Linked DNA regions of Homo sapiens: region 2 is linked to region 1. A link is a loop called in an ENCODE intact Hi-C map of the cell type or tissue named here. Cell type or tissue: PC-9. All regions are shown on one strand. Links, peaks and the distances in the headings refer to the core of each region. The heading gives the core; the rest is flanking DNA. Region 1 overlaps RCE1 (Ras converting CAAX endopeptidase 1). Region 2 holds the start of SYT12 (synaptotagmin 12).

Region 1 (5,362 bases), core at 166-5,165:
CGCTGACAGAGGAGCTGGTGTTCCGGGCCTGTATGCTGCCCATGTTAGCACCGTGCATGGGCCTGGGCCCTGCTGTGTTCACCTGCCCGCTCTTTTTTGGAGTTGGTGAGTCTGGCCAGATTAGTCCTGGTGTGTTTTCAGCATGAGAGCTCAGAAGGGGGCTTGAGGTGAGGGGCAGTCCTAGAAGGGAGGCTGGGAGGAATGACTGTGATGTGATTGTCACCTTTTTCCCAGCCCATTTTCACCATATTATTGAGCAGCTGCGTTTCCGCCAGAGCAGCGTGGGGAACATCTTCTTGTCTGCTGGTGAGTCCTGGCTAGCTGGCCTGGGTTAGGGTGTATGATGATGTCGCTAATGGCCACTCTGGAGAAGGAATTGGGAACTGAGGGCCACAGTATTGGAGAGGCCACTGACCGTGGGAAGTTGGGGTGCAGGACAGCTGTAGGTGGTGGGGCAGGCAGCTACTGCCCCGGGGGGAGGGGATGGTCGGTCTTTGGCTGATGGGTATGTAGTGTGGGGGCAGGAAGGGCGTGCAGGTGTGGTCACTCGTGGCCTCCCCGTCTCCAGCGTTCCAGTTCTCCTACACAGCTGTCTTCGGTGCCTACACTGCTTTCCTCTTCATCCGCACAGGTTGGTCCTCAGTCCCTCATGGGTCCCTGGGGGCCCACAGGAGCGGGTGGGAGAATGGGAATACTGTTTGTTCTAGGAACAAAAGTTCTTCTACTCCAGTCCTTGAGACAGGCTGAGCCAGAGCCCTCAGCCTGGTGAGGTCTGAGAGGTGGAAAGGAGCAGAGGCCGTGGTGTGTGGGTGGATGGCTGGGGTAGTGGGATCTTGATCTCCTGTTTCAGGGGATGAGGGTCACTAGCCCTGGAAGGGCCAGAGGAGGTGGTAGGGCTGCTCCCTGAGCTGCTGTCTCTTTTCCCCAGGACACCTGATTGGGCCGGTTCTCTGCCATTCCTTCTGCAATTACATGGGTTTCCCAGCTGTTTGCGCGGCCTTGGAGCACCCACAGAGGCGGCCCCTGCTGGCAGGCTATGCCCTGGGTGTGGGACTCTTCCTGCTTCTGCTCCAGCCCCTCACGGACCCCAAGCTCTACGGCAGCCTTCCCCTTTGTGTGCTTTTGGAGCGGGCAGGGGACTCAGAGGCTCCCCTGTGCTCCTGACCTATGCTCCTGGATACGCTATGAACTCTCACCGGCTCCCCAGCCCTCCCCACCAAGGGGTACTGCAGGGGAAGGGCTGGCTGGGGTCCCCGAGATCTCAGGAATTTTTGTAGGGGATTGAAGCCAGAGCTAGTTGCGTCCCAGGGACCAAGAGAAAGAAGCAGATATCCAAAGGGTGCAGCCCCTTTTGAAAGGGGTGTTTACGAGCAGCTGTGAGTGAGGGGACAAGGGGCAGGTCCCAGGAGCCACACACTCCCTTCCTCACTTTGGACTGCTGCTTCTCTTAGCTCCTCTGCCTCTGAAAAGCTGCTCGGGGTTTTTTATTTATAAAACCTCTCCCCACCCCCCACCCCCCAACTTCCTGGGTTTTCTCATTGTCTTTTTGCATCAGTACTTTGTATTGGGATATTAAAGAGATTTAACTTGGGTAACATGGCCTTGGGCCTTTGGGAATCGGTCTATTTGGGATCTTGTGTGAAGACTCTAGGCAGCTCTTGGGAGTGTGCCCACCACCTGTCCCAGCTACCTTGAACACTGACATCTGGGCGGTGCATCCAGGCGGGTAGTTCCCTGGAGTACAGGATGGGCTGGGAGCTCTGGTTGCTGGGAGCCTGTGGCTTCCTCCTTCCTGAACCATGCCCCAAAGTCCTAGTGTGGTTGGCTCTGAGACTGCAGGTACCAGGTGTGAGCCCAGCTCATCCTGGGGCCTGTGCCTTGGCTGACGGGTCAGGGAGTGGGAACCATGGCCCTGGCCCTGACCTCAGCGATGGAGCCTCCGACGTATCTCCTCTGAGGGGAAGATGACTGGCCTGAAGCCTCTGCCAGGACCTCCACAGTCTGCCAGTCTTGTTTTTCACAAGAGGAAATAGGTCCCTGAGTCACCATAAGTAGAGGCTTTTCTGGTTCTCTCCACCTCTGACCTCTGCCCCAGAGGAACCCAGAACACAGGCTGCAGCCCTGAGGGCAGCAGGGACTTTGCCAAGCAACACAGTGACTCCAGGGTCCTTCTCGGCACCTGCAAGTGTTCTGCCTGCTCTCCATCATTTTTGGAAGGGCTCTCGTTTCCCTGCCTGTGCTCTTTTAAAATTAGATTCCTGAAAGAGTATTAGCCCTGGATTACTTGAGGTCAGGAGTCCGAGACCAGCCTGACCAACATGGTGAAACCCGTCTCTACTAAAAATACAAAAAATTAGCCGGGCATAGGCGGGGCGTGGTGGCAGGAGGCTAAGGCAGGACAATCACTTGAACCTGGGAGGCACAGATTCCAGTGAGCCAAAATCACACTACTGTACTCCAGCCTGGGTGACAGAGCGAGACTCCATCTCCGGGGTGGGGGGCAGGGGGGGCGGGGGAGGGAAGAAAGCCCTTTAGGTCCCATTCCCCAATCAAGGAGGTTGTCCCAAGGTCCCTTCTCTGAGGCTGGCCACTGAGGGAAAAAGGATGTGCGGTCACTCCCCCACGATGCCTGCAGGCTGGCCATGACAACGACATCCACCCGGATGGAAGGGGCAGCATCGCAGTCATCTGCCTCCTGGGGTACATCTAGGACATGGCGGTCCAGAAAGGAAGAGGCTCAAGCCCACTGTGAGTTGCCCATCCCAGAGGTTGGACTGGCTCTGGGAGCACTGGGCAGAGGCCTGCTGGGTGCTTCCCATCCAGAGGCTGATTTCCTGCATCGGCCTCCCCACACCCACCCCTCCATCTCAGGAACTGCCCAGCCTCCTGCTCCCTTCACCATCCTCTCCCTACCTGTGGGCAGGTGGGCAGGAGGGCAGTGGTGCAGGCAGGGTTACTGTCCCCACTGCAGGAAAGGGAACTGAGCAGGAGTCTGGAGGGGTGGTCATGGGGAGTGGCAGGGTTAGAACCTGAGACCCTGGACCCGGTGCTCCCCCTCACCTCCCACCAACATTCTCACATCCAGAGCACACACAAGACTCCCGGATCACCATTCCCGAGGGTCTTACCCACTGCCCACAAGGTGGTACCTGCTTGCATTTACCTGCTAACTGAGGTGGGACGCTGGCCTTGGGTTTTAGAAAATAAAGCAGCGGGGTTGGGAGGCGAGTCTGCCAACGGCCTGGGTTTCATCTCTCTCTCTTACTACTTGTGAAGTCCTGGACAAATTATTTAATCTTCCTGTGACTTGATTTCTGTGTCCATAAGAGGATGAAGGTTAATTCCCTGTGTTAATAGGTGTTAAATACTTAGAACAGGCCCCACCCCTCAAGCAAGTTCAGTACTACTAGTCCTGTTTGGGGAGTATACACAGTAGGCACCCAATAGTGACTTAAAACAGGGCCACGATGGTCATTCTCACTACCCTCTGAGGAGAACGACACAACTGACCTGCCCACCCATGGGGAGCTTGAAAGGCAGCCCCCCACTGCTGAGTGGTGCAGGCTGGGGGCTGCACAGGATCCAGCATGGAGGGCAGGGGAAAGCCAGCTTTATTGAGTAAACTTCCCAGGACCTGGGACATCTTAGATCTCCCCTTCCCCCAGGAGATAGGACCCCTAAACCTCCCCTGGGTCCTAGGACCACCTGACCCACCACTTGTAGTCTCCAGTGAGGAGGGGACCCTTATTTGGCAAGAGATGAACATGTAAGCAGCTGTCCGCCGGAGGAAAGGACGATGGCTGAAAGGAATGAACCACCGCAGGCGGTGTCTCTCCTGTCCAGCTGTGGACAGGACCTCCACGGCCCGGCCTTCCTGGCCTCGGGCACTGGCTGGCCTGGGCCTGCCGTGGCAGCACAGCTTCTGTTGAAGGCTTGGGGATGGCCAGGCTGCCGGTCTGGGGCAAGATCACTCGATCTCCAGGATGAGGTCGTCACCTTCCAGTGTCATGTCCTTGGTCACATGAACCTTGCGGACAGTACCCTCCATGGGTGAGGTCACCACAGTCTCCATCTTCATGGCACTGAGCACACACAGGGGCTGGCCCTTGGCCACCTTGGCCCCTGCCACCACTTTGATGTCTATCACCTTCCCAGGCATGGGCGCCCCGATCTGGCCCTTCACGTCCTTTAGGGCCTTGGGGTGGAAGTGCATCTCCTGAAGACACAGGGCAGAGGGGACATGACATCCTGGGCCCAGCCAAGCCCCACCGCCTGGCTGGCCCTGGGGGAGACAATACCTTCATGGCCTGGGTGTCCTTGACCAAGATGGACCGCAGCTGCCCATTGAGCTCAAAGAAGACCTGCCTCTGGCCGGCCCGGTTCAGGTCGCTCACGGCCAGGGCTTTGATGTGCAGCGTCTTGCCCCGCTCCAGCTCCACCTGCAGGGAGGGTGTGCAGACTCAGAGCTGGACGCCAAGGTGGGAGAGCAGTCCCCCGGCCCTGGCCATAGGAAGTCCCCACACTGGGCCTTGGCTCCTCGTTCCTAAAGGCCTAGCTCCCGGTCTCAAGGGTCCTTTCTGCTCCCAAAGCTTGCGAGGCTGGGTGACAGCCAAGCTAAACTCCAGAGCTCTGGGGCAGGGGGCCAGGGTGGAGTGTGGAGAAGCGCCAGAGCCACTGACCTCAAACTCCTCTGCGATCTTGGGTCCCTGCAGGAAGAGGCGAGTATTCAGGCTATCCAGGGGGCCAAAGGTGGCAGTGAAGTCCTTGAAGTGGGCAAACACATCGGGGTACATAGCTGCTGAGAGCACATCTTCCGGCGTCACCTCCTCCCCATGCCGGTCTACCAGCTCCTTCTCCAGTGCCTGCAGATCCAGGGGAGGGAGGGAGGCTCCAGGCCGCCCCTCCACCCTTGGCAGGTCCTTCAGTACCTGGGGAGCAAAGCAGAGGATCAGTCCCAAGTCCTGCATCCAGCCCCCACCCTCACACCATGCTGGGCCTTCCCTACCTTAGAGCGAAAGGGTTCGGGGAACCCCCCATGGGGGACACCGATGTAGCCCTGCAGGAACTCCACCACGGAGCGGGGAAAGGACAGCTCTTCCGCCTGAGCTTCGGCCTCTGCCCGGCTCAATCCATTCTGCACCATAAACTGGGCCAGGTCCCCCACGATCTTGGAGGAGGGCGTCACCTGAGGAGAAGGCCCTGGAGGTTAGGGTGCCAGGCACCTCAAGGAGGCCAGTGGCAGGTGCATGCAGGGCTGGGTCAGGTAAGGAGCACCGGGCCGGGCTCACCTTGATGAGATCGCCCAGCATCTGGTTGGCCTCCACATAGGCCTTCTTGACCTCCTTGAACTTGGAGCCAAGCC
Region 2 (5,362 bases), core at 132-5,131, 170 kb after region 1:
TAAAGACATACCCAAGACTGGGCAATTTATAAAGAAAGAGAGGTTTAAAGGACTCACAGTTCCTCATGACTGGGGAGGCTTCACAATCATGGCAGAAGGCGAAAAGCACATCTTACATGGTGGCAGACGAGAGAAAATGAGAGCCAAGCGAAAGGGGTTTCCCCTTATAATACCATCAGATCGCTGGGCGTGGTGACTCATGCCTGTAATCCCAGCACTTTGGGAGGCTGAGGTGGGTAGATCACCTGAGGTCGGAAGCTCGAGACCAGCCTGATCAACATGGAGAAACCCCATCTCTACTAAAAATACAAAATTAGCCGGGCGTGTTGGCGCATGCCTGTAATCCCAGCTACTCAGGAGATTCAGGCAGGAGAATCGCTTGAACCTGGGAGGCGGAGGTTGCAGTGAGCCAAGATCGTGCCATTGCACTCCAGCCTGGGCAACAAGAGCGAAACTCCACCTCAAAAAAAAAAAAAAATCAGATCTCATGAGACTTACTACCACGAGAACAGTACGGGGGAAACCGCCCCCCACGATTCAATTATCTCCCACTGGGTCCCTCCTACAACACGTGGGAATTATGGGAACTACAATCCAAGATGAGATTTGGGTGAGGACACAGCCAAACCATATCACCAACACTTTGGGAGGCCGAGGAGGGGGGAATCACTTGAGCCCAGGAGTTCATGACCAACCTGGGCAACGTGGCAAAACCCTGTCTCTACAAAAATACAAAAAATTAGCCATGCGTGGTGGCGTGAGCCTGTAACCCAGCTACTCAGGAGGCTGAGGTGGGAGGATCACCTGAGCCTGGGTGGTCAAGGCTGCAGTAAGCCGTCTTTGTGCCACTGCACTCCAGCCTGGGTGAAAGAGTGAGACCCTGTCTCAAAAAAAAAAAAAAAAAGTGGCGAGCCGCTTGCTGGAGCACTAGTCTTGGGGCCCAGCTGTGTGGCCTTGGGCGCCTTTTCTTTCTAGTCTCTTCACCTTTAAGTGTCACTGACTCCACGCACAGCATCTCTGTGATGCTCAGATGGAGCATCCTTCAGGCCAACCTCAGGGTGGGGCCTCCCCTGAGGTGCACTGCTCTTCAGGAACTGGTCCCAAAGGTCCCAGAGGTCAAGGAAGAATGAGTAGGGGCTTTGCTCGGAGGAGGTGACTTCTGTAGGATGTGATGCACAGAAGACGGAGGAAGCTGTTGGTGAGAGCAGGGAAAACACTCCAAGCAAAGGGACCAGCAAGGGAGAGTCCCTGAGGCGGAGAATGGCTTGTCAGGCGTCAGGAAGGCCAGAAGGCCCAGGAGGCAGGAGCTCAGCAGGTGACAGGGATGGTGGCATGAAAGTTCAGAGAGGCCAGCAGGGTCTGTAGGCCCCAGAAAGGAGTTTGGCTTCCATTTCCAGTGCAGCATGCAGCCACATGAGATGTGTTTGTTTTTGTAAATTGTACAGAAGCATATCACACATGCACAAAAGTGTACAAATCATCAGTGTACAATGCCATGAATTTTCACAAAGTGAACACACCCAGGAGATGGGCACTGAGATCAAAACCAGAATGTGACCAGCACCCCAGCATCCTCCCGTAGGCCCCTCTAGTCACCACCCCCATGGGGACCAGAGTCCCATGCACAGAGTAGTTTTGCTTGTCTTTGAACCTCCTATAAATGCATCCATCAGCAGCGTTCTCTGTGTCCAGCTTCTGTTGCTCAGCAGTACGTTTGTGAGATTCACCCACCATTTTTTTTTAGACGGAGTCTCTGTCGCCCAGGCTGGAGTGCAGTGGCGTGATCTCAGCTCACTGCAACCTCCACCTCCTGGGTTCAAGCGATTCTCCTGCCTCAGCCTCCCGAGTAGCTGGGATTATAGGTGCATACCACCACGCCCAGCTAATTTTGTATTTTTTAGTAGAGACGGCATTTCACCTTGTTACCCAGGCTGGTCTCGAACTCCTGAGCTCAGGCAATCTACCTGCCTCGGCCTCCCAAAGTGCTAGGATTACAGGCGTGAGCCTGAAAGGTGGATTCACTCGCCTTTCATTAGTGGTTGTAGTTTTGCTTCTCTTCTTAGTGGCACAGTCTTCCATTGTGTCACTACACCACAATGCATCTGTGCATTTGATTCATAATGGGCATTTGTGGTCTCCTGTTTGGGGCTACTGTCAACATTCTATCCTTGTCTTTTGGTGCACCCGTGTACGCTTTTCTGATCATTGAAGGGTGTTCAACATGAAATTGACAAGATCTCTCATTTCAAGCTCACTCCCGCCCCTGCATCAGCTCCCCAGTGTGACACCAGAACTGGACCAGCCTCAACTTTGCTTTTTTTTTTTGTTTGTTTGAGATGGAGTCTTGCTCTGCTGCCCAGGCCAATCTCGGCTCACTGCAGCCTATGCTCCCAGGTTCAAGCAATTCTTTTCCCTCAGCCTCCTGAGTAGCTGGGACTACAGGCATTTTTAGTGGAGACGGGGTTTCACCATGTTGGCCAGGCTGGTCTCGAACTCCTGGCCTCAAGTGATCCGCCCTACCTCAGCCTCCTAAAGTGCTGGGATTACAGGCTTGAGCCACTGTGCCTGGCCTCAACTTTGTCTTTTGTTGCTTGGGTAGAATACCCTATTAGAGTCTGGCCCCTTTTATGCCCTGATGATGTGTCTGACTCCCAACTCCCTTCCAAACCAGAAACTCGGCCATTCATTCCCCAGGCCTGGGTGTCCTGCGAAGAAAATGGACTCAAATGGACTCAATCGTACCAAAGCTGCAGCTGGCTGTGAAGGTTGAGTTAAATGGGAAATGGCAGTGAAAGCTCAGGGCCCATTACCCAGGCCCCCCGCCCCATGATAATGCCCTTTCTCTTTGTTCTGTTCCAGGTCCAGGAAATGAAATGAAGACAAAAGCGCCCCCTGTGGGTGAAGGTAAGATGCAGCTCTCTTTCTTTTTTTCTTTTTCTTTTCTTTTTTTTTTTTTGAGACGGAGTCGCCGCGATCTCACTGCAAGCTCCGCCTCCTGGGTTCACGCCATTCTCTTGCCTCAGCCTCCCGAGTAGCTGGGACTACAGGCGCCCGCCACCACACCTGGCTAATTTTTTTGTATTTTTAGTAGAGACGGGGTTTCACCGTGTTAGCCAGATGCAACTCTCTTTCTAGGGCTCCCCAGCATCCTGTCTTCTAGACCAAGGATGCCCACACTGCACCAAGCCAGCACAGACCCAGCCTCCACTGAGAGGTCAGTGCCCACAGGCTGCCCTCAGCTCTAAAGGCCCAGAGTGTAGATGAGCCAGGAAGCACTGCCACCCTTGCACACTTGCTCCCCATCTGGGATCCTCGCCCCTCTTCCTCCCCCACCCCAGACCGTTGGAGAGGTCTCCCCAGGTGTCCACCCAGCCTGCTCCCCTGGTTACTGTGCCCACAACATGTGGCACCTTCCCCCGCACCCAGCCCCTCCCAGTGCAAGCCGTGCCTCACTGCCAGACTGCGCGGGCAGGGAGGGACCTGTCCCCTGTTCCCGGAAGATGGAAGATCGCCCACACCTGGCACTGTGCCCAGCCCCTGCGGGGGCGTCATAAATATCTCCTGAATGATTCATTCATTCCTTTGGGAGAGAAAGCACGACCCCTTAGTGGTTAAAGGTATGGAGTTTGAAGTCACACAGACCTGGGTTCAATTCTGGCTCTGACCTTTGGCTCTGTGACCTTGGTCACCTCTCTGAGCCTGTTTCTTCATGTAAAAAATGGAGTCACCACGACCAGATTAGGCCACGGTGAGGACTGAGATGATGTTGTAAGGCACCAGCACAGAGCTGACCTACAGCTCAATCGTGGTGGGAGGGAGTAATTATCCATTCAGAAAAGGGGAAACTTTCCGCTGCGCCTCCTGTCGCTGTTTTCCTTGGCTCCCGGAGGTGCGCAGTATCGGGTCCGTTTTTAAGGTAAAGAAACTGAGGCCTAGAAAGAGAACAGGATAACCCAGGGCGCGGAGGCTGGGGCTAGAACCCAGGCCGGCTGGCTCTGAGTCCAGTGCTTGGCCTGCCTCTCAGAGGCCTGTGGGCACGTCCCCACCCACCCCTGTCCCCAGGCGTGGGAGCGAGGGGTTGGGCTTGGCCTCAGGGCGTCCCTGGATCCCGGACGCGCTTGGGGATCTCCGGCTCGGACCCCAGGAGCAGAGACAGCGCTCGAGCTTGTCACTTTAAATTCAAGAGGGAGCGGGCGGGCAAGCGGGCGAGCGCGAGGGAGCGCGCGGCGGGCTCCTGGGAGCGTGCCCGGACTGCGGCGCAGCTCCGGTCCGCCGCCCCGGCCCGGCCGAGCCCCCGGCCCGCGCCGCGCTCCTCGGAGGCGGGAGCCCGGCGACACTGCAGGGGTGGCGTTGCCGCCGGCGGCCGGGCTAGGCGCAGGTGCGTGCGCGCTGCGGGAGGCGGGCCGGCAGCTGGAGCCCAGCCGGAGCGGCGGCCCCTCCGCGGAGCCCGGGTGAGTACGCACCCCGCCGACCCCCGTGCGCGGCCGGGATCGCACCCTGATCGCGGACGCACGCAGCCCCCTCCTCGGGCCCTGGGCCCGGGACCCCAGAGCCCCGCGCACTCCGCGCTCCTGCACCTCCGCGCCGCGCTTGCACACGAACGAATGCCGGGCACCGCGCACGCTGGGCGCCCTTACCCGGCCCGGCCACTCCGCGCAGTGCGCATCGCATCGCACGCCCCGCATGTGCACACACGCGGCTCACCCGGCCATTTACACGCCTCCCCGCGCCCACGCTGCACACACGCCCCTCACTTTCGCATTCAGCGCCCTGACTGTCCTCACTGTCCCTGCTCTGGCTTCGCACCCCCTCCCGACACTCCGGTCCCCATACACCCTGGAGGTTCCCGAGGCAGGAGCGCTGGGTCTGCAGGAACCGTCCCAATCTGGAGGGGAACGTTGCACCCCAGCCCGAGGAGGCCCTGGCCGTGTGAAGAGCCAGATATGACCCTCAGCCGCCGGTGGCACCAGCCTGAGTGGGGGGCTTTCCAGAGCTTAGGAGAGGGGTATGGCGGGGCAGGGGAGGAAGCTTGCCCAGACTCAGGGCCTCAAGGCTGTAGATTTGGGCTGAAGTTGGGGGAGGGAGGTGGGGGGCCGGGAGCCTGGCCTGTGGGTGGAAGGCCCTGAGCTGGCCATCCTGGGAGCTCTCTTCCAGGGGCTGCAGAGAGACTGTGTGCACCCTCCTCCATTCCCAAAAGCCTGGGAAAGCTGCACCATGGAATGTCAGCTCCTTCTCCCCGTCAGGGGATGACAGTTTTAGAGAGCAGCAGCAATAGTGCTTCCTATTAGAAATGGGGAAATTGAGGCTCAGAGAGGGCAGGAGACCCACCGAAGTTACCACAGCCAGTGTGAAGAAGGGTTAG

What was found. Peaks named below come from ENCODE experiments on the same cell type or tissue, not always from the same donor. Only the 100,000 strongest peaks of a DNase experiment are listed, where the experiment ranks them.
Region 2: it touches region 1 in a loop (8-fold over the local background); 5 of 110 quality-filtered maps call a loop at or near these places.

The regions. Positions count from the first base shown.
Region 1 is chr11:66,844,932-66,850,293 of GRCh38, forward strand. It overlaps RCE1 (Ras converting CAAX endopeptidase 1), which reads left to right. Exons shown (of 8, transcript NM_005133.3): 5 at 1-105; 6 at 235-306; 7 at 569-631; 8 at 929-1,621. The coding sequence ends at 1,164. PC (pyruvate carboxylase) reads right to left here. Exons shown (of 23, transcript NM_001040716.2): 19 at 5,289-5,362; 20 at 5,006-5,185; 21 at 4,680-4,928; 22 at 4,299-4,439; 23 at 3,489-4,216. The coding sequence ends at 3,968. Among named protein-coding and RNA genes, the nearest start is that of RCE1, 4.2 kb to the left of the region's middle. RefSeq lists an enhancer at 5,313-5,362. In PC-9, for the core only: no CTCF peak of the experiment used is centred there; a DNase peak (open chromatin) is centred at 2,060; H3K27ac peaks cover 2,730 bases.
Region 2 is chr11:67,019,010-67,024,371 of GRCh38, forward strand. It overlaps SYT12 (synaptotagmin 12), which reads left to right and starts at 4,125. Exons shown (of 8, transcript NM_177963.4): 1 at 4,125-4,451. RefSeq lists enhancers at 2,415-3,614, 4,556-5,056, 4,785-4,884, 5,057-5,362. In PC-9, for the core only: a CTCF peak has its summit at 2,884 (motif pointing left); DNase peaks (open chromatin) are centred at 2,882 and 3,562; H3K4me3 peaks cover 2,061 bases; H3K27ac peaks cover 1,156 bases.